Regions from separate parts of the Homo sapiens genome. Here region 2 is linked to region 1. The links are chromatin loops, found by intact Hi-C in ENCODE. Cell type or tissue: PC-3. All regions are shown on one strand. Links, peaks and the distances in the headings refer to the core of each region. The heading gives the core; the rest is flanking DNA. Region 1 overlaps LOC105374029 (a long non-coding RNA gene). Region 2 holds the start of LOC101929485 (a long non-coding RNA gene).

Region 1 (9,822 bases), core at 1,231-9,230:
AAAAAGCACTTTACACATCGGTACTGTGACTGCCCAGTCTGGTGTAGAGAACGTGAACCTACCTGATCGATTAAATGAAATATCACCTCTGGATTTCAAGTGAACTCTAGAACTGATGCTAGATAATTGGAAAAATAAAAACATCTGTCCAGAAGGGGGAACTTGATCTTGACCCAGAAAGGGTAAAGAACTGGATACGGATAATCTAATAATATATTTCAGCTTTGATTTCCAACATTACCTGCTTGATTAATTATGTGGCTTCATTTGAGGATGTGGAATATTTGATGTTGAAAAATTAACAAGGGAGAGGGAAGAAAATGAAGACACCAGGGAGAAAAGGAAGGAAGTACGATAAATGTAAATTGGGCCTATATAAATTTATATTTAGAGATTCCAGAGGCTGACAGTCATTGATCATTCAAGAATTTAATCTCTGCCATATTAATTTTGAGGAGATACAAGTTTTGAGTATAGATTAGTTGATTACAAGAACATGCATAGTTCCCTAAAGCAGGTGTTAGCAAATTACAGCTCAGGAGCCAAATTCACTTTCATCCTGTTTTGGTAAACATAGTTTGATCAGAATACAGTCATACTTATTTATTTATGTATTAACTATGACTGTTTTTGTGCTACAATGACAGAATTGACTAGATCTGACAGAAATCCTATGACCCACAAAGCTTAGAATATCTGGATCTTTACAGAAAACGTTTGCAGACCCCTGCCCTAAAACCTTACTACTGTAAGTGTGGTCTGGAGGGAATAGCTTATGCACCACAAGAAAGATTATTAGAAATGCAAAATCTTGGGCTCCACTTCAAGCCTCTTCAATCAGAATCCGTACTTTAACCAGCTTGTCAAATGACGTAATGACACACACACGATCGAGTAGTACCATCTTAAAATAATTTCTTTTTGTTTACAAATACATAGAACATGGGTTCATAAGCGGACATAATGTTTGCCATTTTCTGGCATATATTTGTGAGGTGATATGGTTTGGCTGTGTCCCCACCCAAATCTTATCTTGAATTATAATTCCCGTAATCTCCCCGTATTGAGCAAGGGACCCAGTGGTCAGTGATTGAATCATGGATGTGGTTTCCCCCATGATGTTCTTGTGATAGTGAGTTCTCACCAGATCTGATGGTTTTATATGTGTTTGACAATTCCTCCTTCACACACACTCTCTACTGCTACCTTGCGAAGAAAGTACCTGCTTCCCCTTTGCCTTCTGCCATGATTGTAAGTTTCCTGAGTTCTTCCCAGCCATGTGGAACTGTGAGTCAATTAAACCTCTTTCCTTTAAAAATTACCCCATTTTAGGCAGTTCTTTATAGCAGTATGAAAATGGACTAATACATGAAGATTAGACCCTAATATTTTCTATGAGTTTTAAATCTTGGTCTTCATAAAAATTACTTTCCATAGTCCACAACCCAAACTTCTTTTTATTTTTTTGAGCTGGAGTCTCACTCTGTCACCTAGGCTGGAGTTCAGTGGCACGATCCTGGCTCACTGCAACCTCTGTCTCCTAGACTCAAGTGATTCTCCTGCCTCAGCTTCCCCAGTAGCTGGGATTACAGGCATGCACCACCATGTCTAGCTAATTTTTGTATTTTTAGCAGAGACAAGGTTTCACCATGTTGGCCAGGCTGGTCTCAAACTCCTGACTTCAGGTGATCTGCCCACCTCAGCCTTCCAAAGTGCTGGGATTACAAGCGTCAGCCACTGCGCCCAGCTCACAATCCAAACTTTTTATGTGGAGATTGTGTTGAGAGGTCAAAATGAAGGTTGAAATATCTATAGGAACAGAACATTCTGAAAATACATAAGTTAGAATCTCTGTGAGTGTTGGAAGAAGGTGTTCTTTAAATTGCCAACAGGCAATGAATGTACTAAAACTAGTGGTGGTTCACATTCAGAAACTGTCTAATTGAAACACTATTAAGCTACAATAATAATATTTTAAAAAACTGTTTATAGTTTTATAGTTGAATCAGTCTGAAGAGTTTCTTTATTCTCTTAATCAGAGAGAACTTGCATCTCATCAGCATAGGTACATGTTTAAAATGGAAAATACAGAAATATGCTTATTGGATGATGGAAGTATAGCTCTATTTAATAGATATTTCATATTTAGTATTTTATTATTAAGCTTAGTTCAGTATAAGTGCACATTTTCAATGTCATGAATACATGGCATGAATGATGTGAGAAGCAATTTGCATTTATATAGCACCTTTCAAAGGCTTAGGATAGCAAAGCAAAGCATAAATGCTTGTGTAACTCTGCAATTAAGAATTCACTTCTAATTACTCCTACTTAAATGTGCAGTCTCTTTTTAATCACAACATTTTTACACCTGTGGTTAAGTGCTCTGACAGAGCCTTAACCTTATCTCTAAAGCATGCAAATTGCATGACTGGATTTTGTAATGAAGGCTTAGTTTGCCAGTGGGGAAATGATCACAGACATGTAACACCAATAACAATATTAAAGACATAGCTAAATTTAAAAGTATCATTCTCTTGTATTATCTACTCATCCAGACCAAAACACACACACGGTAATGACTGTCCAGCTCCGGAGCATGCTTAAGATTCAGGCCCAGATGTACTTCTGCAGGAAGTTAAGAGATGAGATCTGTAAACCATGTTGTAAACGTGTGCTTGCCTGTAGTAAATCTTTAGCTACTGGAGCTACAATTGCTAACATGTGAGATTCCTAGTTCTCTTGTATAACCAAGGGACTAGTAAATAACATGGTGTTAAAAAAAATTGATATCCTACTACTAGGGGAAAGCACAATTCAGCTGCAACATATGGTTCTGGAAAGCTGCAGCCTTGTAAATGGAGCTGAGGAAAGAAAAGCAATTCTGGAAAGGTGGTTGTACCTAAAGAGAAGGCCCTGGTTACAGCCATCTACATAACTGACTGCAGTAAAGCTTGAAGCCCCATTTTCAAAAGCTGATTAGAATGAAGATTTATTGGGAACCTATGGTGATCTGGGGACCAGTGTAACACAAATAGACAAGGTTTTGTTCCCAAACCTTGAAAGGCTGCCAATATACAGCAGAATTGGGTATACGTAGAAGCAAACAAATTTCAAAAATCCATAGTCAATTGTGAAGAATTAGAAGTCAGAAGTTCTTGGATTTTTGTAAAGTATTTAATTGTGTGAAAAATAACTTTGAAATAGATCATCCATTTCAAAATCAGATACTGAGCCAGTCCGAAACAGCAAGTATTGTGTGCATCTCCAGTGATCAAAATAATAACAATAACAGCAATAACAATAATAATAATCAAGTAGGTGTGTACTTTCTGTACTCAGTACAGTACAGTACTTTCTGTACTCAGGAAGGTCATAGGATAGAGAAAAAGGGAGGAATAAGTAAACATAGTGATGTGTGCTTCCATAAAGCTTTTGCAGTGTGCTATGAGAGCAAACAGGAGATATTTAATTCTGTTCGCCTTTGGAAAAACTTCAGAGAGGCAAGGCAATTTCAAATACCAGTAGGATTCTGCCAGCCATAATATTGGTGAAGGAGGAGTGAATATCAAAGAGTAAGAACATTCTAATATGAGTATTCACACAAATTCTTTATGTGACCCTTGACTTTGACCCTTGACATTGCAGTTCTAGCATATTAATTAGGAGTACAACCTCAAAAGTCAAATTGTCTCTATTTACTTCTAACTGTGTTACTCTGAACAAATTACTTAACCTGCCTGAGTCTCAGTTTCTTTATCTATAATGGGGAAAGATAAAATATGCTTTAGAGAAATGTTGTGAGGACTTAACAATATTTAATGTAAAATAACTAGCATTTTGATGCACAACTAATATTCAGTAAATGTTAGCTGCTGTTTTTCTTTTTTTTTTTTTTAACTTTTGTTTCCTTTTAAGTAATGTTCCTTTTAAGTAATTTCCAATACATGGTGAAAGAAGCAGCAAAACAAAGCCTCCTTTGCTTTAGGAAGTCTGCCTGTTTCTAGCATTAGGAGCAAAAGGTAGTGGTGCTGCCGTTGGAGATAAATAAAATATAATATCAACCACCATCTTTAAACCCGCTTTATTTCCCACTCACATTTTTCATTATACATATCTAGTCTTTACAATAATCATATGAAGCAGGTAATGTTACTATTATTCCCATTTTACAAATGAGGAAACTAAAGCTTAAAGAGAACAATTCTCAAGTTAAAAGAGCCATTTTATGAAGTCATTATTAAAATTTGGGTGTTCTAGCCAACACCTAAATGTTCATTAAGAACACCTAAATTTTAAGGGTGCCAGTTCTTAATCACTTTTTTGAAATGTTCTTAGATAGACTTTGGTCCAAAATAATCATTCTTCACGAACTGAAGCATAAGGGGAACCTGGCTTCTGTGTCCAGCAGGGTGGGTGGTCTAGGAATTATGAAAGACTCCCCTAACTAAAATTCTAAAATACTCAGAAAAAAACATATTTTTAATGACACGGGAGAGTTTACAAAAAGTCAAGAATTATGTGAAAGCAGAAATTCTGGGAGATAAATGATCAACAATACCAATTTTCAACAAGGAAATCTCTATTGAATCTTGGAGACTTGGAGATACCATAGTAATGGTCAAATGGTGTAGGGGAAAAATGCTAAAGCCTAAAGCTAACCAAACCTGGGTGACTTAATAGATGACTTCCACACACAACTAAGACCTTCAAAGGTAATCAGAAAAGAAGTGAGAGGAGCCCACGTGCCATGGCTATGATATCTCTCCATAATCCACAGCACAAAGAGCCAGAATGGATGGAAAAAAACATCATGTTAGGATGGTAGTGAATTAAAGGCTGTTTTGCTAGTTTAACTTCATGCTGCCAACCAACGGAGCTGTAGATTCATGCAGTAGTGTTCCTTTATTTGCCTTCATCTAAAATTTTACTATATGAATACTAGATTGCAATTGTATGGAAAGTACCTTGGACTTCCAGTGTAGGCTTGTTGACTAAACGATAGTAATTTGGTAACAACAACAACAAAGTATCAGAAAGAAGAATCAGTCTCCAGTCTCACCTATCATTTCTCTGACCTATATTTGGAAATGCTCACTTGGACCCAATAATTTTGTTTCAGAACCGACATTCTTAATTCAAAGAAACTCTAGGAGTTAATATAAATTCTGAATCAAATTTGGGCTTTATGTTTCCTGAGTAGACAGCACCTTACCCTCACTGTAATGTTATCTCTCCATTTCATTTTTGTTAATTATATTGTACTTGAGTTTATGGCAGTTCCATTCTTCATATCCTTGTTCATAGCCCAAGTAGTCCAAATGTGTTGACTGAAGAATATCAGAGACATGAGTCAGAAAAATGTCTAAGGACAAAACAATTTGGAGGTAGACATGAATATTTCCACTAATGGAGATCAGCCAGGATGTCCACACAGAGTGACTAAGTACATGAAGGGAGATAGAGAAAGTAAGTAAGAGTTGGTCAGAAAATTCATGTTTTTCTTACAGACTAACAAGGCACAGACGTATCACTCGGGGAGTTAGAAACAATTACACATGACTCACGCCAAGCATTTTAAAGCCACAAAATTTTCACAAAAGTATTCTACTGTTTCTCTTTCCTTCTATTCATGCTCAAATATTCCCCCCTGCGTTTCACAAAAGTATTCTATTGTTTCTCTTTCCTTCTATTCACACTCAAATATTCCCCCCTGCGTGTCTACTCTTAAGCTGGCTGGTTATGGTAGGTTAGATTATTAAAGACTTTGAAAGCTAAGAAAAAGTGTTTATATATGAGACAGGCAAAAGACAGCCTTTGTAGATTTCTGAACAAAGGAATAGCATGAGGAATGTGGAACTAAGGGAACTTCAGAGTGGAAGGAATCTGTTAGATGAACTGGAATTCAAAATGGAAGTAAAAATTGTAATTCAGATCACATAGGGATTCTTAAATATTTTCTTATATCAAATAGATTGACTACTGGTTGTTATGAGGTAGAGATTTTGTGTTTAGTTCAATTTAACTAACACTGATATTGTGCTTTCTGTGGGTCTGAGTGTCTTGCTAGCAGTTTAAAACATGGAGACAGCCATTATTGAGCTTTGCTTTGGGTTTTATCAATTCAAAAACAAAATCAATAGACATATGTGTAGTTTTCTATGTATAACACCTTAGCCAAGAAATTTTGTAGAAATGTTTCATAAAACTTCTTTTCATCTGAAGTCGCTCAGATTCTCAGAATGGCAACTAGAAGGGTGAACAGAAAATAAATTGAGAGACAGTCAGATTATGAATCCACAGAAATTTACATGGCTAATAATTTTAAATTTTGAAGTCAGAAGGACATACATTGAACTTCTGGTTCTGTCATATTTTAGCTACAGAATTTTGCATTTCTCTTTGGTAAAATGGGGATAGTAAGGTGATTCACAAAAGGTTTTCTGGGTGCAGCAAACTAGAAACTTTTGTCAAAATTATCTAGAATAACATGTGGCCCAGAAAACTCTCAGTATGTATTCATTTACTTCCTTCCTCAATATTCAAAGAAAAGCTGGAAGCATAAATTGGAATTCCCAGACCTAATAGTCTTCCTTACAAGTTCACACATCAACAGCTGATCTAGCCACTATTTTATTTTCACCCACAGCCACCAGCTTCTTACATGCATAGACAATTCTCTTACTGTTTTGGCATGTTGCACAGCCCTTTGCTATTTTACAAATCACTTCGGTTCACCTAGAGCCAAACTTTTATCCACCTAAAGGATAAAAATCACTTTAAACAAAAAAAATAATATAAAACTGTATCTCCAGAGCCAGAGAGCCCAGACTAGTTGTCCACATTAATGCAAAGAGGAATCATTAAAGCTTACTGCAGGATAACATTGTAAGGAACCACTGCATATGTTCTTTTGCTTTATTCTGTTCTTGAAAATGGAATAAAATGAGACTTGCATTTAAAAAATCTCTCTCCATGTTAAAGTACCTTTCTGTGTTGTTATGTAGGTTTTTATAATATTAAATATTCTGTTTTTCCTCCCTTTTTTCTTATCTTTTCACCATGCATGCTGGCACATGGGTTCCAGTGTTTAGCAGACCTGATTCAAATCCTGTTTGGCCAACTGCTGTCTCCCCTGAGAGAGTTACCTCAGTTCTCTGAGGCTCAGTGTATTTATATGAAAATGGACAAAAATACGCTATGGCATAGTTGTGAAGATTAAGTGAGATAAAATATTAAAACATTTGCATAGTTGTCTGATATAGGTAAAAATGCTCAATAAATATTAGCAGCGATTCATAACTATTATTACCAGACATAGGGAATGGATGTAGTAACACCTATGTAAATTCACACAAAGTTTGAACTCCCTGCAGTTCTTTAAGGCATTATATTGATAGAACTCTGAGAATCTAAAGGTTCAAGTCCACTCAGAGTCCCGGAAATTTGGACCTAAAACTGAATATTTTACCTACGATTGAATGAATATTTAGACAAAAACTGAAAAGCCAGAGACATTATGATATATACATGGGAAAATACTGGTCAAGATAGTATAAAGAAAAGAGATATGAAGGCATAATCTTTAGTGGAAATAAACTGATTTGTTTCATGCACTCTTTAAAATATGTTATTCTGTACAGAATATAAGCAGTGTGATATCTGCTATAAAATGCTCACAGATATTTACAATCATACTTTCTAACTTATTGCAGAGCCAGCCAGTCTCAGGAAGGTGATAGGCCTGACACATACTGAGGTATGTTTCCTAAAATCCCCTCACAAAGAAAGATTTTAAAAATTGATACAGTTAAGGCATTTTTTATTAATAACAAAGATAACTTTCAGTGGAAAAGAGGGGCTTATCACCAAAACAAAAACTCCAGACTGAGGAGTTGGTGTAAAATCAGAAGTCTTGGGTTTTCAATTTTGTGTTTTCTGTTTATCTGGGCAACCTTAGACAAGTCACCCAACCTCTCTGAGCTTCAGTTCCTTCCCTGTCTTAACAGGTTACTGTGAGAAGCAGAATGAGATGATGAGGGTGAAAGGACTCTGTTAGTGTTTCTAACATCACTACTCCCTTGTATGCAATAAATACCTCCACCCAGTTACCATAGACATACATAAAGTGGCTTCTGCCCTATTCTAAGATTTCTTCTGATCCTCTTATTTTTAAATTTCTAGTATCTGCCCTTCTATATGGTCTTGCTTGACTTTGTACCTCTAATTCCCTGTTGTTTACCATGCCCCTATCTCATTCAACAGCAGACATCAAATGGCACACTACCAGGCTCAGACCCACAATCCCAGAAGAGATTGTGTTTAGAGGCTGACCTTTGGCTCCATCAACACTCTGCTAGCCAACACTTTGGCCGCAAGTTCACTCTGCTATCCACAGCTCTGGGGCACTTCTCTGGCTGTCTGTTAGTAACCACTAACCTAACCCAACCTCATTGGCCAGGTAAAAGCTATCGAAAATAAACTGAAAATTGCTATCTCTATATGTCCATGAGGTTTAATACAGGAAAGCTGATAGTCAAAAGTCAAGTTCAAATGCATTGGTCTCCACAGTGAAGAATGTCTTTAGCTGAATACAAGACTGGAGTCAACACCGACTGTCTCAGAGTTTTATCTCCCTTTCCTGCTGCAGTCTAAATCATTCCAGTTCACAGAACCCTCCACAGCACAGGGAATAGCATTTGGAATATACTTCTCCTGGGACTTAAGTCCTGACCCAAGGATATGTGCTCAAAAGGCACAGGTAGGAGGAGCGAGCAGCTTCCAGGTGGATTACTGATTCTTGAGAAGGAGCTCACATACTGGAAATGGTACAGATCATCCTGAGGACAGAATACTTGGCTGGATAACAGTGATACTGTCTATGCCACACTGCCTGTGGCTCATAAATTCCAGTAACATCAGGTTGGAAGGTAATGAAGAAAGCTCAGTTTAGCAAGAATATCCCTTCCAAAAGTATGTTAAAAGTCTCCGTTAAAAAAGAGGACATTAAAGATACAACTACAAAAGAGCACTCTGCATGCCTCCAGCGCTCTTCTTCAGGCTTGGATTGGGCATCCTCTTCAGGTAAAAGCAATCTTTCTCACCTCTCCAGGAAGTCCTGGGAACCACTAGAGTTACATCATGGACCCCAGCTAACCATTAACTTGTAAGATATTGATCAAGTCACTTCATCCTCTTGACTTCAGTTTGCCCTTTTGTAAAATGAAGAGTTTTCTTCGATCTAAACGTCTGTGATGATATTCAGCCTTAAGATAGCAATAAGAATTAAATTATTCTTTTCTTTCAAATTAATGATTTTATGTTTGGAGTGAATGAAGCTATTCTGCTGAAGAGAATTCAGCATCTCAGACTTTGAGTGCTCTGCAAAAGCATTTTATGGATCACTGACTCCCAAACTTTTCCCAAATCAGCATACTAAGAAATGAAACACACTCACATTAGTAGCAGTGGCTCACCATAGTATTCATGCATATGGGTTAGGTTGGTTAAGTATCAAATGTATGTGTAAGCTGAAATTCCCCAGGTAATTCCTATATGTTCTTTTCATGCTATATTGAGAATCACTCTCACAGACTGAATTTATTACAGAAACACATAGACTGCAAAAGTTTCAAAAGAAAAGAACTTCCAAGTGGCCAGTCTTTTACTGAAAGAATTAAAGATGAATCTATTCCAGGATGCTGACTTACATAGTTATTAGACAGCATCTGCACAGCAGACTAAGGTACAAATATAAATCCAAAGAAAGGAAAATGTGAATGTAGAAGGCTTTAATTGTTAAGCTTTGTTAGTTTTTTAATT
Region 2 (9,822 bases), core at 515-8,514, 94 kb before region 1:
GTGAGCACCCTTCCCTGAGACAGAACAGCTGGAACACATGCCAGGCACCCAGAGGGCAAGGATGAAGCTTCAGAAAGGGGAAGTGAAGAAGACTGAGACTAATTTTACCCACTTGATAATTTTGCTCACTGCCCCCTGTTGTGTAAACACCAGCTTTTGGTCACATACACATTATCTGCCCTTAGAAAGAAAACATCTAAAGATGTCTTGCTGCCCTAGGTGGCTCTTGACAGGAACTTGAGGAATCCCTGAGGAGAGGAGATATTTTTAAGAAAGAACGAGAACCCAATTGACTTTGCCATTGATGAACTTTGTACAGCTCTTTGTCAGAGGGGAGATGGAAGACAGATTCAGAATCTATACATGAAACAAGGTTGCTGGGGAAAACAGACTTCTAATGGTTTTCTGCCACCCCTTTTGTAAAGAAAAATATCTTTGAAGGGGAATAATTTCTCAACAATAGTATTATTGCCATCTAAGGAATTACAGCAGACAGAAGAGGACAAGTATGAAATATAACTGACCAGTCAACTGAAATAAGCTGAAATTCGAAAACAGGTACACTGGATAGCATTGTGTTTAAATTTAGTTTACTATACTTTTAATAAAATAGAACATTCGAAATGTGCTGTTCTCTAATTTTTCCTCAGGTGAGTTAGCCTTGCCTGTCCATGTGTACCTTGAAGTCAGGGGTTTATTTTCTCTTGGATCCATCTTAAATCTATCACGCTGGGCAGGAGATAGAGGGCCAGTGGAAAGAGGCTGATTATTTAACCATAAACACTGATGTCAAAGGTCAAGACCAATAACTATTTATGTGCATATGACACAATGTCATCTTTATACTTACATACCCACCATGACATCCACATACCTCTCAAATATGGAAGTAGGCTATGGTGGAATGTGACAAATGTCTTGTGGTCCTCCCTATTCCTGGAGGGAAAAAAAAACCCAAAAGACAAAAAGTAGCATTTCTTCTCCTCAAGTCTCACCTTGATTCTACCTTCAAACAATGCGACATTCAATTATGCTATTAGAAGAAGAGCATTTCCCCAAGAGTGAGAATGCAAGACTGGCAGAATATTTGCTTTGTAAATTGGGGGTTACCTGTTCAACCTTATATACCCATAGATTCTTGGTGACTATGTCACATGCTTCAGTCAAAAGTAGTTGCAGCATACACTTTAAAGGACATACATCATCATACTTCAGCCAAACAGCTTCTATATGACAGCTTATAATTTTCTGACTAAATATAAGATTACTAGGAACATGCAGATAAAAATAAAGAAGCAGAAAAAAAGATAGGTTGACAAAACTAAGGCAGATGAAGGAATTCTTGGCTGCAATATCATTCATAAATTATAAGAATGACTACAGAATGCCATTTCAAGGGGAGTATTCTTCCTTCCCCAGAATACACTTTCCTGGGTGTATTTACATGAGTTAGGATTACATTTTTCCTACACAGCTGAACCCATCCTGGAGATTAGACATATAAAACTATTTTGACCATTAAACATAAGTTAAATGTTTTTTCTTTCAGATACCTGTAAATATATTATTATAGATGGTAGCATTTTAATATACTTCCAGGATACATTTAGAGTTTTCTGAAACTATCAATATTGAAAGAAAGAACCAAAGCTTGAAATTTTGGAGTATTAGTCCTTATTGCCTTCAATATAAAGCCTAAAAGACATAGCATAATCTTTTTCCTGCTCTTCCATTCAACACTATATTTTACCGTATCAGTTTGTTTTGCTGCATAACACATAAACCCAAACTTTGTGACTTATGTAACAATCATTTATATTGCTCAGTTTGGTGATTTGGATGGGTTCAGATGGGTAATTTTTCTGGTCTCAACTGGGTTCACTTATACATCTATGACCAGGTGCCAGATTGGCTTGTAGCAGGTTGTTTGGGGATGGCCTCAGCCGGAATGGCCTTTGCGCCACATGGTTTTTCATTGTCGGGTAGCTCAACTCGTGCTTGTTCACATAGTGGCTGGGCAGGTTTCCAGGTGAGTGAAGAGAAGTATCAAGATCTTTTATGTCTATGTTCAGAACCGGCACCTTTCTTCTGCCACATTCTGTTGGCCGAGTAAGTTAAAAAATTACTTTTGATTCAAGGGGTAAATAGACTCAACCTCTTGATGGGAACATCTAAAAAGTCATATTATTAATTTCATGGATCTAGGGTGGGGAATACTTACATTCTTGTTGGCAGTTTTGCTTTCCGTGGTTTCAGTTACCTCACAGTCAACCTCAGTCTGAAAATAGTAAATGCAAAATTCCAGAAGTAAAGATTCGTCAGTTTTAAAGTGTGTGTGCTTTTTGAGTAGCATGATGAAATCTCTTGCCATCCCATTCTGCTCCCTTGGGGCATTTTTGCAAATAATTTACTACACACCCTAGATTCTCGATTATATACTTTTAATACTCTGAGTGGGTGATATTCTCCCTTACCTCTATGCCTTTACATATACGGTGACCTCTTCCGCATGTTTCACTGCTTCTATTCTCTAATGCCTTTCACGTATACATCAAGATTAGGCCAATATTACTTCTATTAGGAAGACTCCTCTGAACTCTGGACTAGATAGGTTCCCCTCCTCTGAGCTCTTGTAATCCTTAGTTTGTGCATCCTTACAAAAAGGTATTAAAATTTTTCTATCATTAAAATGCCTCCCATAGTTGAGAGAAGAATTAAGAGATTTTTAAAATTTATTTTCATAACACAAGGTCTCATAGATAGTATTCAATACATGTTTATTAACCAATAAGAATGTATTAGATATTCATACACAATTGCCAGCAGTAGTGAATCAGTATATGTTTTATAGGTATGAACTTTAAAGTTTCTCTCTCTCTCAGCCCAGCCTAAAAGATGTGAAATTTCATAAAATTAATCTAAATAGTCACTATTTAAAAAAAAATCAGAGCAACTGAACTGTTCTATCCAACAATTTCTTCTCCAAAAGATAAAATTGGATCCTTAATGTTATCAACTAATTCAGACACCGTAAGTTATACAGTGTGTTAAAAAAGTAATGCACCTGGCAATCAGTCCTGAAGGACTCCATTTGTCACCTCTCCATGAGGATTTCCTACAATTTACTGCTATCCTACATATTTTAGGCTACAATCAGTTTTGTAGCTAAGTTGGCACTTAGACTGAAGTCTAGCATTTTGTTCATTAACTTTTTCTATGATAGACTGTCAAAAGTCCCATCTGAACTCCTGTTAAATTACGTCTACTTCTGTACCCTAATATAATTACTTGGTCACTGCCATGGCAAACTATAAATTGTCTGATAAAACCTATTTTTCCTTTCAGTGACCTAAAATACAAGTTTCTATTTTTTACTTAAATGGGTCAAATTGCTTGTTTCTCATAAAGGATTTCAAAATTTTGGTTGTTTTAATTCAGGTACTTACCCTCTTAACTTTTATATATAATACAGATGCATAGTATACATGATTACACTATCTCTCTCCCCAAATAGCCTGACACTCATTTATTAGTGGTTCAATAGCTTCAATTAGAAACAAAAAAGTTTAATAAAATCATACTTCCTCTAAGTCTCAAAACAAGGAAAATACATTACATCATTACATCTGATGTATGAGATAAAAAATCAGTTTTCACTCTGATTTGATAAACTCTCACTGTAAATTTTTCTGAAAAGTACAATTTCAATGAGCAATGGAAGATTTGACATCCCACAAAAATATTTTTATAACTTCTCTTTTTATTTTTAGCCAATTTTTGTATTTTTAAAAATGTTTTAATTCTTATACATGTAGAAGTTAAAAGTACAGATTTCTTACATGCCTATATTACATAGTCATGAAGTCTGGGCTTTAGTGTTACTTGAACCTATTACTCGAACAGTGAACATTGTACCCAGTAGGTAATTCCTCAAGCCTCATTTTCCTCTCACCATCCCACCTTTTGGAGTCTCCAATGTCTATTATTCCACTCTGTATGATCCCATGTACCTGTTGTTTAGCACCAACTTATACTTGAGAATGTGGTATTTCACCTTCTGGTTTTGAGTTATTTTACTTAGGATAACAGTCTCCAGTTCCATCCATGTTGTGGCAAAATATATAATTTCATCTTTTTCATGACTGAATAGAATTCCTATACCTATCTATCTATGTTATCTATAGATATATATATATCTTCCTATATATATATCTTAAGATATATATATATCTTCCTATATATATATCTTAAGATATATATATATATCTTCCTATATATATATCTTAAGATATATATATATCTTCCTATATATATATCTTAAGATATATATATATCTTCCTATATATGTATCTTAAGATATATATATATCTTCCTATATATATATCTTAAGATATATATATATCTTCCTATATATATCTTAAGATATATATATATCTTCCTATATATATATCTTAAGATATATATATATATCTTCCTATATATATCTTAAGATATATATATATCTTCCTATATATATATCTTAAGATATATATTTTTCCTATATATATATCTCTTGAGATACTTCCTATATATATATCACATTTTCTTTATCTGATCCTGTTGATGAACACTAGTTTGATACTCTATTTTTGCTATTGTGAATAGTTATGCTTGACTAATTTTAGTATTTACTAATGACTTTTTAAATGTACTTTGACTTTAAATGTACTTTGTACTAATGACTTTTTAAGTACTGTTCCTTGATTTATTTATTGTTAAAATAGAACTTACAGATAAAAATCACCTAGGCATGTTATCTACTTCATAGGTTCGTCATAAGGGCTAAACACAACATAGGTAATGCACAAGCACATAACCTGGTACATCATGAGCATTCAATGAATGTTATCTATTGTTTTTAAAATTAGTTCCAACTTTATACAATAATTTCTCACAATAACTTTACAGCATTTTCCCTCTCATTTAATTTGAAATGACAGGATTACCTTCATGGAAGCCTTGTAAAACACTACTTATTTTACAATTCTTCATGACCTTCAATCCAGACATTTTTTTTTCCTTTGGATAAAATATTTCTTATTCTTAAATCTTTCCAGCTTTATATTCTAATGCCCTAGCATTTTTTAATCTCAAAGCTAATGTGAGTGGCAAGTTAGCCAAGTGGTACATTATAAAGATGGCATCAAATACTCTCCATATTCACAGAATTGGACTTTCCCATATTCACGAGGACTACAGGCCAGAGTTTAAGCTGGCTCCTGTTTCTCAGTCCTGAATTAGACCCACCTTGTACCATGATGACTGCTATTGCTTCCTGCAGATGGCTTTGAGCTGAAGGTTTCTTGACGCATAAGCGTTATCATGCTTTAAAACTATGTTTTAAGAGGAAAGTCTTTGGAATTTTATTAGGTTTAAAACTACAAACTTTTATGTGTTTAAAACTTGACATGGTTATTTGCAGCTATGTGACTCTGGGCAAGTTACACAACCTCTCAGAGTTCCTTTCTTCATTGGTAAAATGGAGAGGGCAAAGACAATGTTGTAGTGAGGAAGACATAATCCAGACTGAGTTAGATTGAAATGCAAATGAAATATTAGGAAGTAGATGAGGAAGTACAGACCACTATTTTAATCAATTAATTGAACAAAAGTATCAAAATGGACAAAATAGAAGAAAGTATGAAGCTGAATATGTTGGGAGTTTTTTGCATGTGTAATAGTGGTTTCTTTCTCTCACATGGCCAAGACTATGAGTATATGTATAATCTGCACACACGTAGCATTGTCCCCCCTTGTTGGCAGTTTTGCTTTCTGTGGTTTCAGTTACCTCACAGTCAACCTCAGTCTGAAAATATTAAATGCAAAATTCCAGAGTAAAGATTCGTAAGTTTTAAAGTGTGTGGTTTTTGAGTAGCATGATGAAATCTCTTGCCATCCCATTCTGCTCCCTTGGGGCATGAATCCTCCCTTTGCCAGTATACTCACGCTGTACACACTCCTGTCCATTTGTCACTTAAGAGTTGTCTAGGGAATCAGATCAACTGTCACACTATTGCAGTGCTTGTGTTCCAGAAACCCTTATTTTATTTAATAATGGCACAAAGTACAATAGTATTCATGCTGAGTATTTGGATATGCTCAAATGTAGCCAAAAAGTGATTCCTTTAAGTGAAAAGGTAAAAATTCTTGACTAAATAAGGAAAGGAAAAAATGTTTGCTGAAGTTGCTAAGATCTATGGTTAAAAACAAATCTCATATTCTTGAAATTGTCAAGAATGAAAAAGAAATTCATTTGAACTGTAAAAGTTACAGGCACAGTGAGTGATAAGTGCTTAGTTAAGATGGAAAAGGCCTTAAATTTTGGGATAGAAGGCATGAACAGAAACGTGTTGTAATTGATACAATCTGGCTCAGTACTATCTGATATTTCAGGCAACCACTGGGGGCCTTGCAGAATATATCCCGTGGATAAGGAGAGAATACTGCATGCATGAATGTACGTATAGTTAGAAGAGAGAAAATAAATAGAAAACAGAAAGTAGAAAATACAAAAGAGAAAGATTATACCTAGAGGGAAGAACAAATGGAATCAAGAGCAATAGTATAGGAATTAGTTCAGGGAGAAGAAATTCCTCTAGTGTAAGTATAGATAGACAGTCCTGAACTTTGAATGGTTCAATTCATAATTTTTCAATTTTACAGTGCTGCAAAAACTGTATGCATTCAGTAAAAGCCATACTTCAAGTATCCATACAACCATTCTGTTTTTCACTTCCAGTACAGTATTTAGTAAGTTACACGAGGTATTCAACACTTTATTATAAAATAAGCTTTGTGTTTTATGATTTTGCCAAATTGTAGGCTAATATAAGTGTTCTGAGCATGTTTAAGGTAAGCTAGGCAAAGCTATGATGTTCAGTAGATTAGGTGTATTAAATGCATTTTTGACTTACAATATTTTCAATTTAAAACAGGTTCATTGGAACATAACCTTATCATCAGTTGAGAAACATCTGTATTAGTTTGCGGGGACTACTGTAACAAATACCACAGACTGGGTGGTTTAAACAACAGAAATTTATCTTCTCTCAATTCTGGAGGCTGAGTTTGATATCAAGGTGTTGGAAGTGTTGGTTTCTTATGAGGTCTCTATCATTGGCTTGTTGGTGGCTATCTTCTCCTTCTGTCTTCATGTGGTCTTCCCTCTGTGCATGTCTGTGTCCTAATCTCCTCACTTATGAAGACACTAGTCATATTGAATGGGGGCCCACCCATATGACTTCATATTACTTTATCTTTTGAAAGACCTTATCTCCAAATGAGGTCCTATTCTGAGGTACTCTGGGTTGTGACTTCAACATATGAATTTTGTAGGGACACAATTCAGTCCGTGAAAAACTGTATAGGCTGAAAGGATGGTGGGGATGCAGAAAAGTTTATAGAGGAGAAGTAGAAAGGTGAGAAGTTTCTGCTTACTAATCTCCATCTTCTTTGTATTAAGAGCAGCTGTTGTCTGCGGAAGATGAGGTGAATTTGCAGACCGAGGAAAGTATAGGAGATTTTGAATTGCCCAGGCCTTTATACCTGCAATCCCTTCTTTCCAGAATGTTCATTCCCAGATGTACAATGGCTTGTTACACCAAATAATTTAAGTTTTTACTTAAATATTACCTCTTCAAGGAGGCCTTCCTGACTATTTTATCTAAAATGATCCCCTCAATCCTCCAAACCTTTAACCTGAAGCAGTTTTAATTTGGCATAGCAATGAATTCCCAAAATGATACAATCTGTTTACTTGGTTAAAAAATACAACATACTGGGATATATTCTATTTCGCCTTAATGTTTCTCTTAATGCAAGTTTCATGATGGGAGATCTATGTCTTATTTATTTCTGTATCAAATGGTGCCTAGGCTATTTTAGGAATGCAATAATTATTATTATAAGATAATCAACAAATCCATTGAGCTAAAAGATACTGAAGCTCTTAATGTTATCAAATTGTATGGTTGATCAACATCTTTTACCTACCTAAGTTTAATTAGAAAAAATCTGTAATTTCATCCTAATGAAGTATGTTCTTCCTGTTTTTCTTTCAACACTTAGAAACAGCTACAACAATTTTATTGTTCTATTAAGATTCTGACTACATGTGGGAGATTAGATAATTTTGGTATTTTTCATACCATTTATTAGCAAAAATAGACATTTATATGTATATAAAAGAAACTTTAAAGGGTGGGATTTAGCTCTAAAGGAGTATATCTGCAAAGCAAACCATTCTTCCTATATAAACACCCACACACATTCACACACATACACATAATGAAAGATTATAAAGAACACAGAAGACAAGCTTTCTTTGTATTGAAATCAAAATTAACTCTTAATACAGACCTTTGCATGAATTATAACTTTTCTGAGATAAAAGTTTAAAGTAAATGTTTTTAACATTGTAATAAATATCAGAGCTTGGTGGTGGTTTCATGAAAATGTAATATTACCTGTACACTTTCCTATATGTTTAAGATTTTTTTTTTTTTTTGAGATAGAGTTTTGCTCTGTTTCCCAGGCTGAAGTGCAACGGCATGATCTCGGCTCACTACAGCCTCTGCCTCCCGGGTTCAAGCAATTCTCCTGCCTCAGCCTCCTGAGTAGCTGGGATTACAGGCACCCGCCACCACACCCAGATAATTTTTGTGTTTTTAATAGAGACAAGGTTTCACCATGTTGGCCAGGCTGGTCTTGAACTCCTGACCTCAGGTGATCTGCCTGCTTCAGCCTCCCAAAGTGCTGGGATTACAGGCATGTGCCACCGTGCCCAGCCCAAAATATCTTTTTAGGACAAACAATTAAGTATATGATACTTTTAAGTTCTAGCTTCATGGGATGAACGAATTGGATTATATGTTAGAGATATGTCAATTTCTCAAGACCAATACCTGAAAAATTCAAAATATCCAGCCCACATTTGCTTCATTTAACTATAGTTGTGATATCCCAAAGAAAAAAAGAAAGCTCTTAAAAAATATTAAGACCAAGAATGATGACAACCCTGGCCATTCTTTAACATGACAGCCAACTTCTCTCATCCATTCCAAACACATCTTCCTACACACATGCACTCTAGTTTCCCCTACAGAGAACCATATTGCATGGCTAAACCAATAACAGGTCAGCTTCTGGTAGCATCCAATTCTAGTAAAGAACATGGGATTTTTGAGTCAAGAAATTCAACTTCCCCTGGCTAGCTATGTGACCTTAGTCACTTTTTTTAGTCTTTTTGTGCTTCAATTCTCTCATTAATAAATTGAAATTATTTAGAAAAATATGTTTTTTGCAACCCAGTAAATTTTTTCCATAAGTCAGTGTGGATTGAGGCTCACAGTTTGTAAAGTGCTGTTCTATTCTTATGTTTGAACATTTAGTATTTTTAACTTTTTTTGCTATAAAAACATTTGATAAACATGACTATTCATAATGAAACATATGTATAATTATAAAGAGTTATGATTATACATAAGTATGGGTCTCGGGTTTCCTTATGTATATAAGGATCCTATAACAATGGATACCAACAGGGTTAAGTTTCTTGATAAATATTGCCATAATTCTTATAAAACTGTATGTCACATTTTCTAAATAAATTAATCTTTTTTACAATTGCACATATTTATGGGATATTTCAATACACATATAATATATAATAATCAAATCAGGGTAATTAACATATATATCTACCCCCCCAGACATTTTTTATTTATTTAATGGGAACATTCCAAATTCCTCTCTTTTAGCTATTTGAAATTATACAACGAATTA

Evidence for each region. A loop is a pair of places that touch in the nucleus more often than their neighbours do. Peaks named below come from ENCODE experiments on the same cell type or tissue, not always from the same donor. Only the 100,000 strongest peaks of a DNase experiment are listed, where the experiment ranks them.
Region 2: a loop joins it to region 1, with 2.0 times the contacts of the local background. A loop is called at or near these places in 5 of 110 quality-filtered maps.

What each region holds. Positions count from the first base shown.
Region 1 is chr3:106,723,071-106,732,892 of GRCh38, forward strand. All of the region lies in intron 1 of LOC105374029 (a long non-coding RNA gene), which reads right to left. Among named protein-coding and RNA genes, the nearest start is that of LINC00882, 510 kb to the right of the region's middle. In PC-3, for the core only: no CTCF peak of the experiment used is centred there; a DNase peak (open chromatin) is centred at 5,431; H3K4me3 peaks cover 809 bases; H3K27ac peaks cover 2,200 bases.
Region 2 is chr3:106,629,596-106,639,417 of GRCh38, forward strand. It overlaps LOC101929485 (a long non-coding RNA gene), which reads right to left and starts at 2,916. Exons shown (of 16, transcript XR_007095992.1): 1 at 2,222-2,916; 2 at 875-936. In PC-3, for the core only: no CTCF peak of the experiment used is centred there; no DNase peak of the experiment used is centred there.